2 separate regions of the Mus musculus genome follow, and region 1 is linked to region 2. Evidence: chromatin loops called from intact Hi-C (ENCODE). Cell type or tissue: heart. All regions are shown on one strand. Each heading gives the region's core, and the rest is flanking DNA. Links, peaks and the distances in the headings are about the cores only.

Evidence for each region. A loop is a pair of places that touch in the nucleus more often than their neighbours do. Peaks named below come from ENCODE experiments on the same cell type or tissue, not always from the same donor. Only the 100,000 strongest peaks of a DNase experiment are listed, where the experiment ranks them.
Region 1: a loop joins it to region 2, with 2.2 times the contacts of the local background. A loop is called at or near these places in 1 of 42 quality-filtered maps.

The regions. Positions count from the first base shown.
Region 1 is chr2:153,289,084-153,293,469 of GRCm38, forward strand. Kif3b (kinesin family member 3B) reads left to right here and starts at 2,333. Exons shown (of 9, transcript NM_008444.4): 1 at 2,333-2,421. Gm39961 (a long non-coding RNA gene) reads right to left here and starts at 2,343. Exons shown (of 3, transcript XR_866869.2): 1 at 2,056-2,343. In heart, for the core only: no CTCF peak of the experiment used is centred there; DNase peaks (open chromatin) are centred at 2,308 and 3,328; H3K4me3 peaks cover 1,924 bases; H3K27ac peaks cover 1,026 bases.
Region 2 is chr2:153,444,420-153,448,805 of GRCm38, forward strand. All of the region lies in intron 4 of Nol4l (nucleolar protein 4-like), which reads right to left. Among named protein-coding and RNA genes, the nearest start is that of Nol4l, 83 kb to the right of the region's middle. In heart, for the core only: a CTCF peak has its summit at 1,920; DNase peaks (open chromatin) are centred at 372 and 1,082; H3K4me3 peaks cover 1,693 bases; H3K27ac peaks cover 2,667 bases.

The DNA.
Region 1 (4,386 bases), core at 272-4,271, 160 kb before region 2:
CTAAACCAAGTCATAGTAAAGCCAGCCATAGTGGTCGAGGGTAACAGCTGAGTGAGTTCGTTACTCAAGCATGAGGACCTGAGTTCAACCCCCAGCACCCAGATTAAAAGGCCACATTGGGGGCTGGGGAGTTGGCTCAGTCGTTGAGAGCACTGACTGCTTTTGCAGAGGACCAGGGTTCAATTCCCAGCACCCAAAGGGCAGTTCACAACTGGCTGTGTGTAAGTCCAGTTCCAATGAATATGATGCCTTCTTCTTACCACCTCAGGAACCAGACACTCACGAGGTGCACATGCGTACATGCAGGCAAACATTCATACACGTAAAATGGTAAAGAAGTTTAAAAACAATTTAAAGCCATGTCGTAGCACGTACTTGTGATCCCAGTGCTGGGAGTGAAAATCCCCCCCAAAAATGCTTTCTTCTATAAAATGCATTGGCATGGGGCTTCATCAGAGCAACAGAAAAATAACTAATACAGAAGAGGCAGAGGCAAGCAGATATCTGAGTTCAAGGCCAGCCTGGACTAAAGAGTGAATTCCAGGACAGCCAGGGCTACACTGAGAACACTGCCTCGGGAAAATGCAAGAAAGCAAACAAACAAAACCACCACTACCAATAACAACAACAAAACACCCGTCTGGGAGGCCCTGGGTTCTGTCTCCAGCACCACGTAAATGTCACGTGGTGCAATGTGCCTGTGATGTCAGAACTTAGGCAGGAGGATCAGAAGTTCCAGGTTATTTTTGTTTTCCTAGTGAATTTAAGGACAGCCCAGGGGCTGGAGAGATGGCTCAGCGGTTAAGAGCACTGACTGCTCTTCCAGAGGTCCTGAGTTCAATTCCCAGCAACCACATGGTGACTCACAAACATCTGTAATTGGATCAGATGCCTTCTTCTGGTGTGTCTGAAGACAGCTATAGTGTGTTTATATGCAATAAATAAATAAATCTTAAAACAAAACAAAACACAACAGCCCAGAATGGGAGAGGGTACAAAGAGCAACTAAAAGAACTAATGAAAATGAGAGAAAATTTTGGCAATTATTAGCCCTAGAAACTACCAAGAGATACAGAAGAGATGAAACATAAACACATATATTGCATTATGTTCTTGTAAACAACACATAATGTGTTTGTAACCAATACAGGTAAACTTTACTTTGCGTCAGTTTGGTAGGTATCTTTTTTTTTTCTTTGTGTGTAGCTCCAGCTCTCCTAGACTTGCTCTGTAGACCACATTGGCCTCCAACTCAGAGATCTGCCCACTCCTCCTTCCAGAGTGCTTTTTGCTTTGATGGAAGGGTAGCCGGACTCCAAAGATGCTATGCAGGGAGGATGACTTGATGTGATTCCGGTTTTCAAATTATTGTTCAGACTATCTAGTCGAGATGCCAACCATGCACTCCCAGCCCAGCTGGTTTGCATGTGCTGAAGTCAGAGGACAACCTAAGTTGTTTCTCTCCTGCCGGGTGGGTCCCTGGAATCTACCTCAAGCCGTCAAACGCGTTTACCCACTGAGCCATCAGAGGGTAGCATCTTTTCCCTACAATTATGTGTATTTATTTTTGATACTGAGGGACAGAGTCTCGCTGTGTAGTTCGGAACTTGCTCTGTACCCAAGCATGGTCTTGAGCTGTTCATCCTCCTGCCTCCATTTCCCGAGTGCTAGAACTATAGTCATGAGCCATCAAGCTCAACCAAAGTTTTTTGAGTTGATGGTAAGAATAGTGGGACTCCAAGGATGCCTTGCAGGGATGTGCTTCAGGTTTTAAATTATTATTCAGGTCACCTCGCCGGGAATGGATGGTCAGGCCTTATACTCTATTAACAGAGAACAAGAATTGCAGTCGAGTCTAAAGATGACAGGTGGCCTGGCCTTGCTTGTGGTGCTGTTCTTTAAAAAAGTGGAGAAAAGCAGGAATATATGAAAGGCAGACTGTGGGACTCGATGGCCAAATGAAAGTGACAGGCAGGACAGATTTTCCTTCATCCCTGGGTGGCCTTAATTGGGAGCCACTCAATACTAATCTGAGACCCAGATCAGAGAACTGACCTGAAAGAGCTTTCAGAAGGGGAGGATGAAAGCGCGTAGTGTGACCAAGATACTGGGCTCTGTTTCACAAACGGAGAAACTGAGGCACCCGAGACCAGAGGACCGAGTCCGGGTGCCTAGGAGGGTCAGAGTGTCCGCGCGCTGGGAACCTGGAAAACGCCGCTGCACTCCGGGTTCCGCCCCTCGGCGAGCTCCTCGCTTCGGAGGCCCAATAAAGTTATTGAAATTGACGCGGTTGCTAAGGAAGTGGGTCGCCGAGCCGGGTTGCTAAGGAAGTGAGCGCCGCGGTCTCTCCCCATCCGGGGCAGCTGGGAATGGCTGAGCCCCGGGTTCGCCGCCGCCGCCCGCTCTCGGCTGCGGCCGCAGGTGAGTTCGAGATGCTGGGGTCACCGCGGGGCGCCCAGCATTATCCCGATGTCGTTGCTCTGCGAGCCGCAGCATCCTTTGTCCGGCCTCTGTGGTATCTCTGACCACCCGGCTTTTTCTCGGGCGCGGCCGGTACGACCCCCCAGTCTCGGCCGCCCGTGCTCGCTCCTCACGGCCGGTCCGGGGCCACAGTCCCAGGCCCTGGCTGGAAAGGCAGCTCAGGAAGCAAGAACCTGAGGTCCGAGCCTCAGGGCGGTGCCTGGCTCGCTGTGTGACCTTGGACAAACCCCTTGCCTTCTCTGGCAGCAGCAGACCTGTCTGCCCATTGGGGTCTTGACACTTGCCGAGGAGACTTGTATATGAAAGGGCTCCAAGTGGGAAGAGGGTGAACGGCCAGGATACTCTATGTGGAGACCAAGAGAACTGTTTGAAGTCTGAGTGCTTGAGTTTGAGGCTGCATAGCGTGGCGTTGAGTCTTCTCATCTGTAAATCAGATCATGGGATTGCCCTTCGTGGGAAGCAGGGCGTCTGGAGTAGCTTGGGACATGATGCTTAAAAAAACAAAACAAAACATGTTAATTGCATATAACGGGTTTCATGATGACGTTTCATCCGTGTGTATAATTTATTTTATTCGTGCTCCCCTCCCACTGACCCTTTCCCTTCACTTTTTAGTCCCTTCTAATTCCATGCCCTAGCGCAGTTTACAAAAATTAGGTTCTTTTGAGGAGCATGGGCGTTTTGCCCGTGGCTACACTACAGAAGAAAATGCCTGCTACTCCCTCAATCACCAATAACTCATGTGAGGTGTTAGGTTTGGGGGTGTGGTGGTGGTGGGGACACAACACCTCAGGAATGGGTGGCTGTGTTGTGAGCCCCTCCCCCTAGCAACCGTTAACTGCCCATAAATCCTCGTGTAGGGGTGGGTCCTGTTGAGCCCCTCCCCCTCCACAAAACACGTGGTTAAGTACTACTTATCACTAATGGGATGGAGCCTTCCAAGAAGGGGAAGATGACTTGGAACCAGAAGGACTTAGGTGTGTAGCTTGCTAGTGCATATGGGTATTCTAGACACCCTGGCCATTCCCCACCCACAGTTTTACTTTGTAGTCTGCTCAGAGGGGGGAAGTTACTGACCTCTTAAAAGGTTCTGTACTTGTGCCATGCCTGTCACCCGGTATATTCATAACAAGAATAGGGGTATTTATCTCTTCTGAGAAGTGCTTAGAGCAACTTGATGCTTAAGAAGTTTTTTGAGGCGTATTATCTCATTTAGTCTTCACAGACAGTGTCAGGCAGCTGGTGATGTCACCCGCTCTTGTAGATGAGGAACCTGTGCCTGAGAAAAGTGAACGGCTTGCCTAAGACTGAGGCTTAAGGTGTGATGGAGCTGGACGGCATTTTACTCCCCGCTCCCTGATGCCTCTGCTTTCTCAACAGTAACTGCTAGAAGGCCACAAGGGTATTTTGGGTTGCTTCTAATTGCTTTGGCTAGAAGTTGTTCTCCCAGTGGCATGGAAACAAGATCTCAGAAAAAAAAAGCTCTGCATGTTTTAGTTTGTTCCTAGCATATATTAATTTTATCTGATAAATTTGACTGACTTTTTAAAAATACCATTACTGTAGTTTGTGTGTGTGTGAGTGCCAGCCTGTGCTGTGGTGTGTGGAGGTGAGAAGTCGGCTTTGTGGAGTTGACTCCTTCCACCTTTCGGTGGGCCTTGGGGATCAAACTCCGTAGACTCAGGTTGTCAGGCCTGTGTGGCCAGTGCTTTCCCTGCTGAGCCGTCTCCCCTGCCCCATGTGATGTTTAAATTCGTGTGTATGTGTGTGTTTTGATCATACTTACCTCCATCACCTTCCTACTCCTGCTGATACCCTCTCTTCCCACATTGTCTCCCCTTCCACAGCTCCCCTCTTTGATGACCCAGCCAGTCTAATTAGGATGGCTTATGGGAACACACATGA
Region 2 (4,386 bases), core at 232-4,231:
TGACAGCCCCACTGCTCCAGCTGCTGCTGCTGCTGCTGCCGCCGCGGCCGCCGGAGGAGAGGGGCTGGCACCGCCGCGGCGCGTCACTGCCCGGCCCGGGGGCGGGGGTGGCCAGGGGGAGGGCCCAGGCGAGCGGCGGCGGCGGTGGCGGCGGCGGCGCCGCGGCCCGGGAGGAAGGGGGAGGGGGAACCGGGTACGGAGAGGCGGGGGAGGGGGCGGGACCGGGCACGGGGCGGGGGCCGGGGGGAGGGGAGCACAGGAGGACGCACTCAGGGGGAGTAGGAGGAGCAGCAAGAGGAGGAGGTGGAGGGGAGGGAGAGAGGGAGGAGTGGGCATGGGGGGGAGGGGGAAGAGAGGAAAAGGAGGCACCCGGGGAGAGGGAAGAGGAGAAAGGAGAGTGGGGGAGAAGAGGAGGAAAGGGGGGGGACCGTTGGGCCAGGTATGGGGAACAGGGTGCTCTGGACGCGCCGCTGTTCGCTCCTGGGTAGAGCTCTCTTAAGGGAGAAGAGCTTGGAGGAAGATCCCTTCAGGGCGCGCAGCCGAGAAAAGGAGGCGTTGGGAGCTGGGCTCGCCCTGGCTCCCTGAGGCTGCGGACTTCAAGTCCTGGGCGGGGTAGGGACATACCCTGCAAGCTGTCTGTGTTCAGAGCAGGAGAGGGAGACTTGGCCCAAAGAAAGTGACTAAGGCAGCATGGTCGAGAACTCTTGGTGCCATGGGGCCTCCAGACAGCCCCCGACCCTACGCGTCTCTCAATCCCGGGCGACACGGGTGCTCGTTGTGCAGGGCTGCGGGACCCGAGTGTTCAGCCTAGGAGGTCCTAGTGGGACGCTGACAAGGAAAAGCCAGGCACGTGGCCGACTCTGGGTCGGGCCCCCGCCCACATCTCAAGGCCCCCTTTTCTCGATCAAGTTCAAGCTTGAGCTCCTCAGCACCCTACCCACGGGCCGCCTCCTCCCCTCCCCTCGCCTCTTCTCTATTCTACACCATCTCGCCTCTCACTCTTCCTTTGTCTCTTTCCCACCACTTAGTTTGCACCCGCCCCTGCACCCCTCCTCTTTGCCCAGCGGCCAGCTACAATGTCTAGGCTGCGCTCACCTGTTCGACCCAAACATTCCGGCGACCCGGAGCGCCCGGCGCCCGCCACCCGCTCGCTCCCGGCTCCCTCTGAGGGCCCCCGCCCCACTCTGCGGGTCATTGTGCTCTAGCAGACCACTCGGTGCCGGCTTCTTACGCCGCGCTGGCTACAGTTGTAAAGTCATAGCATAATATTAAGAATGCTGCCCAGACCTGGGCGCGCACAATCTGCGTGGTCTCTGCAGGAAAGGGAAGACGCACGCCGACTCAAGGTGCGGTCTTCCTCGGGGCAAACAGACCTTCTGCTTCGGCTTCAGAAGATAGAATGGGGCGGCGCGAGGTGACCAGAGGGGTGCCCTGAACCTCCGAGCAACCTCAGACTCGCCTGAGACCTAACAAGCCAGTCTCCAAACCGCAGAATTAAAACCTCGACAGAGAAAAATGGGTTAGGGGCAGACGCCCCCCAAATTCCCACCACCAGTTCCAAATCCCGGGTTAGAACACATGGGCCTCGAATAAAGCTTGTGCTTTAACAAGGATAGAGATAGTAGACGTTCATGGAATTCTGTAGGGAGATGCCCCGCCCCCCAAAAGAAACCCAATAAGGAGCCCACCTTCTGGTTCCTCTAGAAGGAAGGGCAATTTCTACAGATTCCTTTACGCTACAACTCATTTACAGTGGAGCCTGCAGAGGAGAGCAAAGGAGACAGCCACTGCGATTGTTTGTAATTTTGAAACAGTCTGCCTTTAACCCTCCCAACTTTTCTTTTAAAAGCCCTTTTCTTTCTTCCTCTGAAAGCGTTGCATTGTGAACAATCTGTGATAGACAAGACTCCCTCTACAGGTTTGGTCTGTAACTACAACCACAGGTTCGGAGCTCCGTGTTCACGGATTAGTAAAGATGACATACACTTCAAATTAACAGTACACAGACTGCATTCTGCACATGCTAAAGATTTTACTGTCAATAAGAAACCCACGCTTTTAAAAAAGGATTTAGGCCTGTTACTCATTAGCGCCTTTTACTCCTGAAATTTAATGTGTTTTCAAATCAATTCACCGATTCCTGCTTTCTCTGTTAGACCTTTACTTCATATCCTTTGAGGTGTGGGAGTCTAGGGTCTTGGCTTTCCTCATGCCAATTCGGGCTCAGGATTTTCCTGCCTCTTTCCAAAACATTTCTTGAGACCTTTGACCTCGCCTGGCTTGTATCACTATTTCACTGCAGCAGTAGACATCTGGGCTTGAAACATAAAGCCACAGGCAGCTGAAGTTCAAAGGTGGAATTGAACCCAGATAACCCAGCTTTCCTCAGACTCATAGAACAGTGAAGCTCAGGAGGGTAGGGCTACTAATGCACCTTGGATATCTGGGGAGCACTTATGAATGCCAGGAGCCTCCCAAGATTTATCCTTACAGGGCTGCCCCTCCTTGAGGAACCTTGTGTTGGTGGTTTTCAGTGTCCTTGTTCCTCTGGTCAACTCCCACTGGCCTTAAAGTGGCCACACTGTGGGTCTCCACAAAAAATTAGATGACCCAGTTTTTTGACCAAGAATTTTCCCAGCTCCCAATGAGGGGAGGGTCCATAGCACGGGGGAAAAGGCTGGCCTTTGCCTTTGTGTCACCTCCAGGCCCAGCAGTGGACACTATGAAGCACCTACAAAAGCAGAGGCCAGGCCAGGGGATATGAGGAAGGACAGGAACTTAGTACAACCAGAGTGGACACTGTTCAAGCATCTGAAAGCATTTGAAAAGCCATTTATCACCACAAATTACTTCTAAATGACAGAGGGGAAGGAGTACCTGCCCTCTAGAGTGATAGAGCATTCACCTCCCAACCAAGCCATCAAATCAGCTGCCCCCAAAGGGCAGTTATCTGCCTAGAGTGTGTGCATCTTCTGAAGGTGGCAGAAACTGTGTTGGTTATTCCCTGTGCCAGGTCCCTCTCACCAAAATGTTGAATCTGAACAAGAAATCCAGAAAGACAGGGCAGTGGTGGTGCACGCCTTTAATACCAGCACTTGGGAGGCAGAGGCAGGCAGATTTCTGAGTTAGAGGCCAACCTGGTCTACAGAGTGAGTTCCAGGACAGCCAGGGCTACATAGAGAAACCCTGTCTTGAAAAAAAAAAAAATCCTGAAAGAGGGCTCTCCACAGACAAATAGTCCTGGACTATTCAAAAACACCCATGAGTGGAGTGTGTGGCACATGCCTGGAGTGCTGGTTACAGGAAGTAGGACAGGGGCAGCATTACAAGTTTGAGGCCAGCCCGGTCTCTATGTCAAGATGCTATCCCAAAAGCCAAAATACAAATAACAAAAAACCACTTATTGTTATTAATGTAACTGTTGTATGCGATGAAACTAATGGGTCAGGCAAGCTCATGAAATGGACCAGCTGCTCCTGACAGCAAAAGCTGGCAACCAGTGAAGACCTTGAGACATGGCCTTCCAGGCAGATACAGATTTGTCAACTGGTATAAAGGTCCTGGAAGCTCTTTGGTGCTGAGCGTTACAGTGGAGGAGGAGGAAGAGCTCAGGGAGGGGGAGACCAGCATGGCAGAGCACACAGGACCCAGGATGCACAAGTGTGCCCAGTCTGTACACAGCTGAGAGGCTTGGGAACTTCATTTGGCCTGCTAAGGCAATGCAAGCTCAGTTAATGTAAAGGGACATCAGAGGGCAGATAGCATAGAAGCAGTCTCCTAGGGACACTGGCTCAGCAAGTATAACACTGGGTCCCCACCCCAAGTTCCTTGCAATAAACAAAGAGAAAGGGACTAGCCCAAGGGACCGACTCAAACTCTGACACCACACAGATGAGGCAGCAAGTTTCAGCCTCTGTAGTCCTGCTTGACAGAAAGTCTTCTACTTTGAAATTAGAAACCCGAGGCTGGGAATGTAGTTCATTTGTTAAGAGTATATGTCTAGGGGGCTGGTGAGATGGCTCAGCAGTTAAGAGCACTGACTGCTCTTCCAAAGGTCCCGAGTTCAAATCCCAGCAACCACATGGTGGCTCACAACCATCTGTAACGAGATCTGACACTCTGTTCTGGTGTGTCTTAAGACAACTACAGTGTACTTACATATAATAAATAAGTCTTAAAAAAAAAGAGTACACGTATAGCACGTCTAGGACTGTATAAACTGGACATGTCCATAATTCAGCACTCAGGATGTGTCAGCAGGGAGAACAAGAGTTCAAGGTCAGTACCACCTACATGGTGAGTTTAAGGCCAGCCTAGACTACATGACACTCCATAAAAAGTGTGAGTGTGGGGAGCTGGCAGGGTGACTCAATGGGTAACCGTGTT